3 separate regions of the Homo sapiens genome follow, and all the other regions are linked to region 1. A link is a contact called in ENCODE Hi-C or POLR2A ChIA-PET data. All regions are on one chromosome and are shown on one strand. Each heading gives the region's core, a stretch centred on a gene start or an enhancer-like site at or near the end of the contact. The rest is flanking DNA. Distances are from core to core; before and after follow the strand shown.

Region 1 (4,220 bases), core at 722-3,221:
TAGGAAGCCCCCTCTAGGATTAAAAAAAGCCGGGGGGTGGCGCGCTGGTCGTGGTGGCTCACATGAGGCCTGTAATCTCAGCACTGGGAGGAGGCTGGAGGATCACTTGGGCCCAGGAATTGCAGACTAGTCTGGGCAACATAGGGAGACCCCGTCTCTACAAAAGAAAAAAGATCCCAGCACTCTGGGAGGCCGAGGCGGGCGGATCACTTGTAGTCAGGTGTTCCTGACCAGCCTGGCCAACATGGCGAAACCTCGTCTCTACTTAGCCAGGTGCGGCGCGGCGCGCCTGTAATCCCAGCTACTTGGGAGGCTTGAACCCGGGAGGCAGAGGTTGCAGTAAACCGAGATCGTGCCACTGCACTCCAGCCTAAGCGACAGAGTTGAACCTCTGTCTCAAAAAAAAAAAAAAAAAAAAAAAGAAAAAGTTTGTACAGTGCTTTAAGAGTTGGGTAATATGTCCTCCAGCTAAAATATACCTGTTCTTAAAGATCTGCCGCACTTGTTGCTCTTGTTAATTTCTTAGACGCATAACAAGTCAGTCGCTAAAACCACTAATTAAAAGGGGTGTGAGGAAGACCAACTCATAACTGCTTTGGAAGCATACAATTAGCAGTGCTGCTGCTCCTGCCAGGTGTGCTGGAATTTATTATACAGTTTCTAATAGTTCACTCTTAGGACATAATTTTGTAGTTTGTTGCTCATAGAAGGGGCAACAAAACTACAAAATCCTGTGTTATTCCTTCGTGGAAATTCGGTCATAAATTCTGAGACCTTGAAGGCCAGAGTTGTTAAAACATAATATAATATGATGACACAGATCAGCTTCTATACAAGGAGCCCGGGAGTCTGATGAAGTGTTTCCATCGGGAAAACGCCCCCGCCTACTCGCTCACACACGCTTGTTTCTCCCGCCAAAGTGACGTCAGGCCGAAGCTCTCACCAAACAGCGCCCTGATTGGCGGACAGGCAGGCGCTGCAGCCCATTGGGCGCCGGCGGCGGCCGAGCAAGGAAAACCAAAGGCTCTTCGGTCTCGCCCGCCCCACCCCCACGGACGCGCGCCCCGACCCCGGCCAAAGGAAGGGTTGCCCGGCTCCAGCCCTGCACCCCCGACCCCCGGCCTCAGGTGCAGCTCCGCAGCCATCCCCGGACCAGGGCGGGCACTTGGCCTGTTGCTCAGCGCAACCACCCTCGCCCTCCCGAGCCATGCACAGGGAGACAAGCGTCCGGCCCCGGCCCCCCAGGCCTCCCTGCAGCACCCCGTAATGTAATGCACTGGGGCGGGGGAGGCGGGGGAGGCGGCGGCGGCGGCAACCGCGGAGGCGCGGCGGCAGCCGCACTGCCCCAATCTAGACACATCCAGAAGAGGAGGAAAATGGCTCCGAGCAGGGACCGCCTGCTGCACTTTGGGTTCAAGGCGACAGTGAGTGACAGGGGAAGGGAGCTGGGTGGCCGGGAAGGATGCGGGTGCCTTACAGGATCCTGGGGAACAAGTGACGAGGGGCGACGGGCGCGGGCAGAGGCTGAGGTTCTGTGCAGGCAGGTGCGTGCCTGTTTGCCCGCGGAGGGAGGAGAGGGGGACACGGGGCAGAAGAGGGGCCCCCGCGCAGAGTGCGGTACTGCTCTACTCTCCCTCGCTGGTCCGCGAGCACGCGCGCACTCGCATCCGCCCCACAGACCCCCTTTTCCACACGCACAGGCACTTCCCTGCCTCGCCTTCTCCCGATGGGCTCGTCTGCCTCGGAGGCGCAGGGGGTCGTGCCGCCGCCGCGCACCGGCTGCTCCCGGGAGCGCCGTCAGGGCCGGCCCCGTGTGGGGGAGGGGTGGTCTCGCGCCGCCGCCGCCGCGCTCCTCCCCTCCCGCCCCTCCCCCTCCCGGGCGCTCCGAGGCCCGGGCGGCTCTGTCCAATGAGCAGCGGCGTTGCTGGCAGGTGGGGAGTGTTTTTGTTTTGGGTTGAAGTTGAGGCTGAGGAGAGAGCCGAGCTAGCGACGAGCAGTCGTTGCGGCCGCCGGCGCCGCGGGAGGTGGTGGAGGCCTAGCCGGAGCCGAGAGGTCTCTTGTTCCCGTCCCACGGTCCCGGCGTCACCCCTCCGGCGCCCAGTCCCCGTCCCGGAACTCCCGGGCCTGTCCTGGGCCCCCGGTCTGTGCACTCCGCTCGCCGCAGCGCCCGGCCCGGGCCGCACCCGCCGGCCCCATGAGGAGGGACGTGAACGGAGTGACCAAGAGCAGGTTTGAGGTGTGAGCTTGGGGGGCTCGGGCGGCGTGAGGAGGGCGGGTCGCGCGCTCTAATCCCAAAACGTCCGCTCCGCACGGAGCCTCCTCCCTGGCAGGCGCCGTCACCCACCCACTGGCGGGGCTGCCAGACTCCGCTCCCCTTTCTTGCGACCCAGAAGCCCAGCGCAGCCCGGTGCCCCCAGTCCCCTCGCCGGTTCGCCCCCCGTCTCTTCCCACCAGCGGGCCCCCGCGGGGGATTAGCTCGGGCGCCCTAATTCCACCCTCCTCCAGGATCGCTCAGCTTTCCATTCTTTACACAACCCTTGGCTTGCCTCCTTCCACCCAGCCATCACGGCTCCGGTCCACCAGAGCCTGCTGCTTTTCTCGCTGCTACCTTCATGACGCGTTTGTTGTCTGTTGAGGGAGGAAATTAGGGGATGGGTACCATTTCTCCGAGTTTGAGACCTTGGTGAAACTAGGGAAGTGGGGACGGTAGTTTGGGATGATAGAGGCTACCACGGGTTTTCGGTGCTGTGTTTGGTTTGGGTATTGTTCTGATACTTCCTCTGCTTTCCCGTTTAGTCTGTACTTCTGTAGCTCATTGTTCCTTGGGAACCCTTGGATGTCTACATGCTTTGAGATTGGGACGAAAGTTCAGCAAATCCATTCCGGTCTGTCTTTCAGGAACTTTTTCTCCTCTAGCGAGGGAGGTTTACTGTCCTGGAATTGAGGAGTGGACGGTCTTGAAAGCGTCTTTAGAGAGTAGTCATCTTGCAAGGAAGAGATTCCTTTGGGAAGTGAAATATTGTAACTACTGATGAATTACAGTAGTATAACAATATACTGGAAGGTTCCTTGAGGGTCAAGAGAAAGAAACTTCTACAGGAAGAGTAAATGTCACCTGGTCTTTTCTGGCAGAGAACCAGGCTGACCTGGGATCACTCACAGCTCAGTGGACAATCTCACTCGGTGTTTTTCTTCATCTCCATTTGAGAGATGAAATTGTAAGACGGCGAGACAAAAGTTTAAGAAACTCGACAACTAGGTTCAGGGTGTGAAAACTTTTAAGGGTTGTCAGTTTAATCTATTCTTTGATTTCTTATTATGCGAACTGGGAAATAATTTGAATTGATCCACGAAGATCAAGATAGGAAGTGTTTTGGGTGCAGTTTAAGTTCAGAGCTTCAGTGTTACTGTTGCACTTCAGGAGTGGAGAAAATCAAAGAATTGGCCTTCTTAGAGTTTTAGTATTTAACTTGATCACTAGAAGAAAATGTTATGGAATATATTATTTGGTGTTTAATAGGACATTGGATGGCCCTAATGTACAGAGCCCCAATAAAGTTAATTTATGATGGTTTCGTATTCAGTAGTACCGTAAAAACCCAGAATGTCACTAAAATTGCTGAATAGACGTTCAGCAGTTAACAGGAATCTTGAAAGGCAGTTCCAGATACTGAAGATTTGAGTCGGGGACAGTCTTTTGCCTGTGGAATTAGCTCTTTATCAGTTTGCTGTTCATTTTAGATTGAATAATTTTTGGAAAGTATTCTCTTGTATGTGGTGTAAAATTACATTGCTATTTTGTATTTTTATAATTATCTTATACTTTAATTTACAATCTCTGTAGGGGTGGCATACTATAATAAAGTAATAAGGAAATTTGTTGCTGTATTAAGAGGTTTCTTTTTAACTTGTAGCTGATGTAGCTGGCAACGAAATCTTTCTAAATATGATCTGAGAAGGTAAAAAAAAGAATAAGGTGGGGAGTCCTTCTTGGACGGTTTCATGATTAAATAAGTGTTTGTTTATAAACTAAAAGCTATTCACTTAATATGATGTGAAGTGTTCCATGCCGGAATACAGATGAGAATGGCTAGAAATGATATGTGTTAATGAAGTTCATTGAGTACTTCTTAAAACCATTTACCTCTTTATTGACCTAATTTACAAGGACTGAGACAATTAGTAATTGGCTTCTTAGGAAGTAGTAAATAAATTTATTG
Region 2 (4,748 bases), core at 2,089-4,588, 220 kb before region 1:
GGAGCCCCCCGCCTCCCACTCCCTCCACCAGCCTTACACACACTCCAATCCCGGTCCAGTCGGCTGCTTCCATTCCCTGAAGAAGAGGCCCTAAAGTTAAAACAGCTGTTAATTTATAAACCAATTTTTCCGTGACTGCTTAATAAATCGCCAGCAGCTGCTCTGCCCCGTCCTCCTGCCCAGGCACCCGGCCCCGGGGGCTGCATGGAGAAGCTCAGAGCCGCCAGCCTGCCCTTCCTGCCTTCTTCCCCCAACCTCTCCAACTTGCTCCCATTCACCCAGAAACTGGGCATCTTGCAGGGCAGGTGGGTGGGGGCAGGGGTGTGGACCCTGATGAACCCCGATTCTCTGGTCTTCAGTGGAGTGCTGAGACAGGGATGGGTTTTCTTTCCTAATGGGCTGCAGCCCAAGGGCCATCCCTCCCTAAGTCCCACAACCCCCATATCCCACCCGACTTTCAGGTCCAGAAGGTGGGTGTCAAAGGTTTCTCTAGTTTTGGGGAAATGAGGGTGTCCAGATTCCCTGGGGAAGTCCCCCTGAGCCACCAGGAGGTAAGGGGACCCTGAGATCATGGGAATCCCAGTGTTCTGTCTCAGGGTGGTCCCCCTGACAGATGCTAATAGACTGACTCCCTGACCCTGCTGTGCTCTCAAGGGTGGGCTGGCAGGGGGCAAGAGATGCTGGGATAGCATCCTGTTCTGGAGCTCCCAGTGCCCACCCGTCCTGAGGCTCCAGTGTGGAGGGATCAGGGCCACCTGAATACTCACTTTGCCCAGCTTCTGCTAGCATATAAACAGCACCATGAAAATTCACATGGGGAGGGGCCATGTGAACTGCGGGCTTGAGGCCTGTTCTTTCTCCTTGCATCTGCAAGTTCCAAAGGGACCCAGGGTGAAAGGCCACCTGCCACCATGATCCCTGACTGCTGGGCAAGGGGGTCAATCTGGCTCAGCGTGTGCAGGGTGGTGAAGCACCCCAGCTCAGAAGCTCAAGTCCCAGTTCTACCACTTAGTAGCTGTGTGACCTTGGCCACATCATTTAACCTGTCTTTCCTTCCTCGGTGTCTCCATTTATAAAACGGGGATAACAATAGAATTATGAAAACTAAGCAAGTTGATGCTCATAAGCACACAGTTTAAAAAAACAAGTGATTTATTACAAAGTGTTGCTTAGTATTATCTTCTCATCCCCCTGCTGGAGACCGAAGCTCCTGGAAAACCCAAATAGGAAACCCAAATAGCAATTCTTGAGGTGGGGGTGCCCAAGACATTTCCAGGGGCAATGGGTGGGGGGCAGGTAGGAATGCAGGGACAAATTTTTTTTTCTTTTTTTTTGAGATGGAGTCTTGCTCTTGTCGCCCAAGCTGGAGTGCAGTGGCAGTGATCTTGGCTCACCGCAACCTCCGCCTCCCAGGTTCAAGCAATTCTCCTGACTCAGCCTTCCAAGTAGCTGAGATTACAGATGCCCGCCACCACACCCGGCTAATTTTTGTATTTTTAGTAGACACAGGGTTTCACCATGTTGGCCAGGCTGGTCTCGAACTCCTGACCTCAAGTGATCTGCCCGCCTTGGCCTCCCAAAATGCTGGGATTACAGGTGGGAGCCACCGCGTCCGGCCTATCAGGGACAAAATTTTTAAAACCCAGCCAGGATTCCTGAGTTCTGTGGTCCTCACAAGGCTTTATCATTCTGGGCCCTTCTGTTCTCCCCCACCCCTCCACCCCCATCCCCACCCATCTCCCACTACACAGCCAAGGCCCTTCCTTGGCCTGTCTGGGAAAGGAAGAAAAGGCTCCATCCCACCCCAGCCCCTGGAGCTCCCACCTTTCAAGAAGCAAGTTCTCTCTACCATCTAACTGAAAGCCCTTCCATTTCTCTAGTCATCAGGGGCTACCACAACGCCCTCTTGCTCTTCCAGGAGGCAGAGATCCCAGCAGGGGCAGAGATGGGGAGGGATCAGAGGGCCTGGAGGACTCTGTTGGACTCTGCCCTCACACAAGCCAGGTGTGAGCCTGGCCTTGCTACATCTTCCCTGTGTGTTCCAGAGCAGCTTAGTCAACCTCTCTGAGCCTTGTGTTCCACATGGAGATAATTCCAGAACCTACCTTCTGGGTTGTTGCAAGGTTTGGATGGGATACTGCCCATGAAGTTCTTAGCAAAGGATGTGGTTCAGAGCAGGAGCTGCAGAAATGGTGGTGGGGAGAGGTGGTGTGCTGGAAAGAACCCACACACAGCTGGACTGTCTGGGTTCAAACTCCACTCCACTACTCACAGCTGGGTGACCTTGAGCAGGTTGCTTAACCTTCGTGTGCCCCTGTTTCTCCATCCTTAAAACGGAGACTGTAACAGAACTTGTGTCACTGGGGGGTCGTGAGGCACCTAGAGCTTGCTGAACAGTTCTCCAGCTAAATAAATGTTTGCCGAGTTAATAGTCTTGTTAGTTGCTGTCATTATCATCGGCCCCCACTAGAGCACTGACCCTCCTTAGGCTGTGCCTTATCCAGGGGCTTGTTGATGGCAGAAGGTTGGAGGCTGAGCAGAACCAGACTAGAGACCCTGGCACGGGGAATACCGGCTCAGGACAGGCCCACAGTCCCCACCTCCTTAAGGTGCCCACCTCTGGCATCCTCCTACGCCCTGGCATGAGCACAACTGGTTCTGTCTGCCTCCCCCAGTCAATGGCCCTGCAAAGCAGCCAGCCCCCTCCCTGTGCCCGGGTCCTGACTACCTCCTGGAAATAAAGCAGGGTCCCCAGGGCCCACTCAAGCCCAGGACTACTCTGCCAGGGTGCCAGCTGGTGCCCATGGGGGCGGGGCAGCGGTTTGATCGTGTGGAAGGGGAAAGCTGGAGGCACCCCCAACCTTGTGGCGCCCACCAGATATAAGAAAAGGCTGGGGCCAACCAGAACATCCTTCTAGCTTCCTTCCCCTTGGGAGAAGAGGGGTGGGAGCTAAGATTTGCCTGTCCTGTGCCTCAGTTTACTCAGCCATCCAGGAGATGGAGTCTTCATTCCTGTCTCCCAGGCTACCTGGGGCCCCAAAGCCTTGGCATTGGCCTCTCACATCTCCTAGACCTCTTTCCTTTCTTAAAGAATCCTAGTTCAGCTCCTGGTCCCCGCCCAGGTTCTCTCCTTAGAAGCCACTAAGGAGGACACTGAGCCCCAGAGGGGGAGGCAGAAGCCACCGCACGCCGGAGACGGCCCCTGCAGAATGTGAGGCCGCATCTCCAACTCCTTCTAGGGTGCCAGTCCCCGCCGGGGTCAACGGCGATCCCCACCGCTGCCCCTTCCCGCCGCCACTGGCCCTTTAAGAGCCTCTCCGCGCGCTGCCGTCCCGGATCAGCCAGAGAGACCATTAAAATTTTATGCAGAATGAAAATGGGCCAGGTCTCCAGCTTCCTCGCTCCCATCCAATGATTTATTACTCGCAAATACCACAGAACTAATTAGTATAGTAATTAATTAATACGCATTTGCATATTTGCATGTGCAATTAGTGCAGTGGAGTGATTACTGGGAGAATGAGGGGCCCCGATTGTCAGATGTGAGGGGGAAGTGGCCTGGAAAAGAGTTAGTGGGAATGAACTTTGTAGGGAGCGAGATGGCGGGGAGGGAGGGGCAAGCGCGGGCGAGGCGGGGGGCACCGGGGCACCTCGCTGGGGCACAGGGCGGCCCCGCCCGGGAGCATGGGGCAGGACTCCCCTGCGGGCCCAGGACGCAGGTCGGGGGCCGAGACCCCGGAGCCCCCGCCCCGCCCGGCGCGCGGCCCCGCCCCGCCCCCGCCGCGTGGCATGGCTCCAAGCGCGCGCCTGATTGTTATGCATTGTGTTTCTTGTAGCGAACGGAGCCGGGCGGAATGGGGCTGGCACAAGCTGTTTCCCTGCCACGCGGCGGTGGCACCTTAAAGGGGCAGCGTCCCCTTCCCGCCGCCGCGGCCGGCCCGCCCGGCCCCCGCCGACCCCACCTCCGAGCCGGGGCGACCCGCTCCCCCAAGCCCGGCTCCCCCAAGCGGGAGGCCGCGGGGAGGCCGCCCCGGGAGGGCGCGCGGTCCCATGGGGCGCGGGGCACGTGCCGAGGGAGCCCGGCGGGCAGGAAGTCAGGGCTGCGAGCCGGGATTGGGCGGCTGGGGCGCGCCGGGCGCCGTGCCAGGCGCGGGGCGGGGGTGGCGAGGAGAGAACCGGGAGCAAGCCAGGAGAAGGACAAGGAGGAGAAGGAGCGAGTGGCGGGGGCTCACCGGGCGCCAGGTGCTTGCTCCTAGGACGCCGCTGCTCCTCCTTGCAAAGATTTTGTGAGGCAGGGCTTCTTATTCCCATTTTACAGACAGGAGGGCAGACGGGGGCGGGGGCTGCAGGTAGCTGGTGAGCAAGTGGTGAAGCTGGGGCTCCTGAAGCTGGTCTGTCCATCCCCAAATGTTCAACGCGGTGCCAAGGGCCAGAGGCTGGAGCGCCATCAGGGGACATCAGGGAGGACTTCCTGGTGGAGGCAGCACCTCACTGAGTCTGCAAGGGCTAGGAGGGAGTCTTCTGAAGAAGCTGAGGAAAGTGGTATATACAGGGTGGAAAAACTCCATGGTTAATGTGACTGCTCCCTCTCTGTGTTTAGAAGCAGCCTCCACCCACCTACCCACCCATGAGCAGAACTTGATAGATCCAGGCCAGGGCATCATGGCTCCTGTGACTTGGGGACCTGGCCAGAGGCCAGTTGCCAGAGGGCAAACCCTGGGCACAAGTCCTTCCCAGGGCACCCTCCT
Region 3 (4,878 bases), core at 1,895-4,394, 230 kb after region 1:
CTCCCAGCCTTGGTTGCCTTATCTCTAGAATGAGGGAGTTGGACTGAGTGCCAAAACTTCTTGCAGTTCTGCCAATCTGTAGATCTGAGAGCTCTCCTTCCCTTCTACATCCAGAGGCCTCTTTTTAACCTTGTCCTTCAATCCCTTGACTCTACCCACTGCACCCAGGCCACACCCTCAACCCCCTTGGCCATGCCCCACTCATCCCAGCCCTGCCCCCTAACCCCGCCTTCACAGGAAATGTTTGACATCATCCTGGATGAGAACCAATTGGAGGATGCCTGCGAGCATCTGGCGGAGTACTTGGAAGCCTATTGGAAGGCCACACACCCGCCCAGCAGCACGCCACCCAATCCGCTGCTGAACCGCACCATGGCTACCGCAGCCCTGGCTGCCAGCCCTGCCCCTGTCTCCAACCTCCAGGTACAGGTGCTCACCTCGCTCAGGAGAAACCTCGGCTTCTGGGGCGGGCTGGAGTCCTCACAGCGGGGCAGTGTGGTGCCCCAGGAGCAGGAACATGCCATGTAGTGGGCGCCCTGCCCGTCTTCCCTCCTGCTCTGGGGTCGGAACTGGAGTGCAGGGAACATGGAGGAGGAAGGGAAGAGCTTTATTTTGTAAAAAAATAAGATGAGCGGCAGCTTCTGGTGTCTGTGGTTTTTGATGGGTCTGGGGCTTCTGGTGCTGTCTTCCTGGGCCTGGTGCCATAGGAGCGCATCTGCTGCCCGCTGGATATGAGGCCTGATGGGAGCGCTTTTAAGACAAGGGACTAGGAAGGACATGCGAGGAAGACTGATAAACTGATTCGCTGGACTCCACACCCTTTTTAGACCCAACAGAGCAGGGGCCTTCAGAGCCAGGGAAACCTACGTTAAACCTGGACTCTCCCTCCCTGGAGCCCTGACTCCACAAGGCCCCTCAAGAGGGACCAAGAATGTGGCATCTTCTATGACTTGATGCTGAACCTTCCACCATTCTCCCAGTTAAAGTCCAGGAAAGGACCTCCCATGGGAGACCCATCCTGCCTTGCCCTCCTCCCATGGGAGCCACAGCCCACCTCTTGATGGCACACCATTAAGTATAAGGTCTTAAGAGCCAGAAGAAACCCATGAAATCATTCTAGACTGTAGCTTTCAAATTTGTTTTCAGCAACAGAGCCCATTTGTTCAATGAATCTTACGTGGAAGCTGAGGATGTTAGATAATGCATCCTTGCTCTGCCCTGAGGGAGCCAGGGGAATGGCCTCCCCTCCACCTCCATGGGGACCCCTGAAGCACTTCTGTGCCCTTCCCACCCAATGCCACCCCAGATCTCTAGGTAACAGTTTGGAAACTGCTACTCAGGTCTAACCCCCATCACATTACAACCAAGAAATGAGGCCACAGAGAGGGGAACTGTTTGCTTAGGGTCACACAGCTTGACATGGCAGGGGAGGGACTGGAACCCCTCTTGTGCCCCACCTCCACGTGACATTTGATGATAAGGACACTGGGCCACCTCTTCATCTTCAGTAGGAGGGGGAGACCCAGCAGCCTTCCCCAGCTTGCTGCTTTGAGTGCTTGTTGGGGGCAAGGGAGGAATCCCATCAGCCTTGGAGATGGTGTCATCCGACTAGGGAATGGTGGGAGAAGCATGGGGTTCTGGAAGCCTGAGATTGGGGTTTGGTGTGGGTCGAAGAAGCCAGGGTCAGCAGGTTTGAGCTGAAATCCCGTTAATATATTTGGAAAACCAAAGGCAATGACTAACCGAATCAACCGCTAATGAGTGGCAATACTGAGCTGTTAATGACAGTTAGCCCCAAGATAGCATTAATGACCTGCACTGAGGAAGCGGTGACTCATGGCTCACGGCTGTTGGCCATAGTTGCCCTGAGAGTTCATATGTCCTCACATCTGTTGAAGGTCGGGTGCCCCCTGTCCCGAGAGAGGAGCAAATGCCCTGAGGTCTGTCCTCTGGCTGGGCTCCAGAGCCGTTTGTCCCCGGGGCCCCTCCTCTAGAGCCAGCACCCTCTTCATCCAGGCCGGACCTCTTAATGCTGTCACTAACTTGCCTTGCTTTGTTGTGTTTTTCTCACCCCTGCCTGATCTGCATGGTGTGTGCTGTCCGTCTGCTAACCAGGGACCCTACCTTGCTTCCGGGGACCAGCCACTGGAACGGGCCACCGGGGAGCACGCCAGCATGCACGAGTACCCAGGGGAGCTGGGCCAGCCCCCAGGCCTTTACCCCAGCAGCCACCCACCAGGCCGGGCAGGCACGCTACGGGCACTGTCCCGCCAAGACACTTTTGATGCCGACACCCCCGGCAGCCGAAACTCTGCCTACACGGAGCTGGGAGACTCATGTGTGGACATGGAGACTGACCCCTCAGAGGGGCCAGGGCTTGGAGACCCTGCAGGGGGCGGCACGCCCCCAGCCCGACAGGGATCCTGGGAGGACGAGGAAGAAGACTATGAGGAAGAGCTGACCGACAACCGGAACCGGGGCCGGAATAAGGCCCGCTACTGCGCTGAGGGTGGGGGTCCAGTTTTGGGGCGCAACAAGAATGAGCTGGAGGGCTGGGGACGAGGCGTCTACATTCGCTGAGAGGCAGGGGCCACACGGCGGGAGGAAGGGCTCTGAGCCCAGGGGAGGGGAGGGAGCGAGGGGCTCACACCTGACATGTATTCGCCTCCAGGGGGCGCTGTCTCCCTCCTTTCAGATGCCTTTGCTCAAAGCTTGGGGTTTCTTTGGTGTTACCATCCCAGCTCCCGGGAGGCCCTTAAGCCCCAGCTGTCGGTTTTTACCTGCCTGTTGTGGATGGATGGGGGATACCCACCTTTCTGAAGTGTCCCCTTTCTCCCATCTTAAGGGGCTCTCCTCCCTCACCCTCCTAGAGAAAAGGTGCACTTCCTTAACTCTTTCTACTCGGGGCCCTAAGTGACGGTCCTAAGTGGGATGGCTCTCCTTCTCCCAAGCTGCAGTACTGGGGAAGGGCTGGGCGCTTTTCCTGGAAAGGGAGGCCACAGATTCTTTCCCATGGGGGCTCTCTTCCCCAGACCCCAGATCCAAGGTCCCTCACCCTGCCTGCCCCTTCCTCCCAGCTTCCTGGCAGCATCGTCTGGTCGGTGAAAGCCATAGCATGGACACCCCATGGGGAGCTTGTCTTGGGGAGGGTTCTGGGTGGAAGCTGGCAGGCATACAGCACCCTCTACCCTCCGTGGCCATGGCAACGTCCAGGGCCCAGAACCCTGAGGAGTGAGCGGCCGAGACGCTGCTCCCCACCCCCCACCTCCATGCCTCAGCCTTTGCCTACCCCAGGAATGAGCTTGGCCTCCAACATCCCTTGCCTGCTGCCATTAGTAGAGGGGGCCCCTCTGCATCTGAGCCCCCCATCCCTGTGCCACCTGGGTGTGGAGCCCATGGAACACTCTGGTCCGCCTCATTTTAAACCAAAAAACTGCTCCTTCACCCTCACCCTGAGGCCCCAGGGGAGAGGACCCGTGGGATGGTGCCCAGGGGTTGCCTTGGGACCTCGGATCTCCTCTGGGGGGCTTGGCTGCTGCTGTTGCTGCTCTGTATTTGCCTCTCGTGATTCTGTTTGTTACCCATGTTCACTTCCCCCAGGAGAGGCCTTGGTACCCCCTCTCCCCTGGGGCATCCCTTTGCCTTGGCATCCCTGTAGCCCAGCAACCCTGCCCCTCCCCAGCATCCCAGCTGGGCCAGAGAGAGCCGAGTGTGCCAACAAGGACTGGGGCCTGCCCGGCTGCCCGCCTCAGGGATGGGCACCTCATGCCTGTCTCGCCACCTCCTGTGCCAATGTCCCACCCTCCACCTGGGGGTGGGGTGCAGCTTCCACTTACTGATTAGAAGACACCACTGCCCTCCCTTCCCCCCTCCCTGTCTGGTGTCCTGTGCCCCCATCTGTCTGTCTATATTTGTCTGTACTCCCCTAGGAGAAGTATTTTGCCATATATAAAACCACTGTCCTGTCCTTTGTGGCTGCCTCCCAAGCCTGCTTCTTTGTCCTCGCCACATAGTCGTCAGCGTAGGCACCTGGGAGCTGCTGATATGCACGGGGAGTTGAAAGGGTGGGTGCCTGAAGATGTTGTGCCCTGAGTCATTGACTCAAAAGAAAAGATGATCCTTTGATTTTGGCCCTCTGATGTATTGTGCCCAAGCCAGGAGCTGCTTGGGCAGTCCCAGCTCCACACTGGCCCTGAGCCCCTTCACTTACCTGTCTCTCCACAAGTAGAGCCAAAGGCAATGGGAAGCTCAATGTTGCTCAGTGGGTGAGATCCAGACCCACTGGTGCAATGTCTTAAATACACATGACTGTTTTTCTGCTCTTGTGGCATCACTGTGCCCCAACACCTCAGGAGAGGGAGGGGCTGAGCTTCTGGCTCCACTAATGCCCCCCTCGTTCCTGCTAACCAGCTTTGGGGACAGGGAGGCAGACTACTTGTGGGGGCAGGTCAGAGAAAATCAGGGATTCTGCCAGTCCCAGACTGAAAGTCAGCAGGTGAGTGTACCCATTCCTCCCATCCCCAGCTGGCAGGATGTGGACTTCTGACAGTTACTGCAACCACCTGTGTCCTGCCTCACACAGTACCCTCAAACTATTTCCCCTCCCTCCTGGTTCTTTTTCTTTTTTTTTTTTTGAGATGGAGTTTTGCTCTTGTCGCCCAGGCTGAAGAGTGCAGTGGCGCGATCTCGGTTCACTGCAACCTCCGCCTCCCAGGTTCAAGTGATTCTCCTGCCTCAGCCTCCCGAGTAGCTGGGACTACAGGCACCTGCCACCACGCCTGGCCAATTTTTGTATTTTTAGTTGAGACAGGGTTTCACCATGTTGGCCAGGCTCCTGATCTCAGGTGATCCACCCACCTTGGCCTCCCAAAGTGCTGG

The links. A loop is a pair of places that touch in the nucleus more often than their neighbours do. ChIA-PET counts read pairs that join two places held with the same protein, here RNA polymerase II (POLR2A). Pooled maps may share reads with other maps.
Region 2: a map of CD8-positive, alpha-beta T cell shows a loop between it and region 1 (6-fold over the local background). The contact joins the enhancer-like site here to the promoter of FBXL20 in region 1. A Hi-C loop is called at or near these places in 1 of 168 maps with a recorded cell type or tissue (CD8-positive, alpha-beta T cell) and 6 of 50 pooled maps. POLR2A ChIA-PET finds 5 or more read pairs at or near these places in 1 of 52 experiments (HEK293).
Region 3: a loop to region 1 is called in a pooled map, with 2.1 times the contacts of the local background. The contact joins the promoter of CACNB1-AS1 here to the promoter of FBXL20 in region 1. A Hi-C loop is called at or near these places in 3 of 50 pooled maps. POLR2A ChIA-PET finds 5 or more read pairs at or near these places in 2 of 52 experiments (GM12878 and activated naive CD4-positive, alpha-beta T cell).

The regions. Positions count from the first base shown.
Region 1 is chr17:39,399,377-39,403,596 of GRCh38, reverse strand. It overlaps FBXL20 (F-box and leucine rich repeat protein 20), which reads left to right and starts at 1,971. Exons shown (of 15, transcript NM_032875.3): 1 at 1,971-2,236. The coding sequence starts at 2,195. RefSeq lists silencers at 822-986, 952-1,341, 1,592-1,671, 1,702-1,901, 1,932-2,361 and 1 more.
Region 2 is chr17:39,617,186-39,621,933 of GRCh38, reverse strand. It overlaps LOC124903997 (a long non-coding RNA gene), which reads right to left and starts at 92. Exons shown (of 2, transcript XR_007065748.1): 1 at 38-92. RefSeq lists enhancers at 2,530-3,030, 3,031-3,531, 3,199-3,702 and silencers at 3,764-3,903, 3,984-4,083. Within about 2 kb of position 3,338, at least 14 of the 41 ENCODE cell types and tissues checked have a DNase peak (open chromatin) inside an H3K27ac peak, as active enhancers do.
Region 3 is chr17:39,172,895-39,177,772 of GRCh38, reverse strand. It overlaps CACNB1-AS1 (CACNB1 antisense RNA 1), which reads right to left and starts at 3,144. Exons shown (of 4, transcript XR_934743.3): 1 at 3,056-3,144; 2 at 1,814-1,910; 3 at 438-766. CACNB1 (calcium voltage-gated channel auxiliary subunit beta 1) reads left to right here. Exons shown (of 14, transcript NM_000723.5): 13 at 238-423; 14 at 2,116-4,320. The coding sequence ends at 2,580. RefSeq lists enhancers at 1-485, 486-987, 1,764-2,365.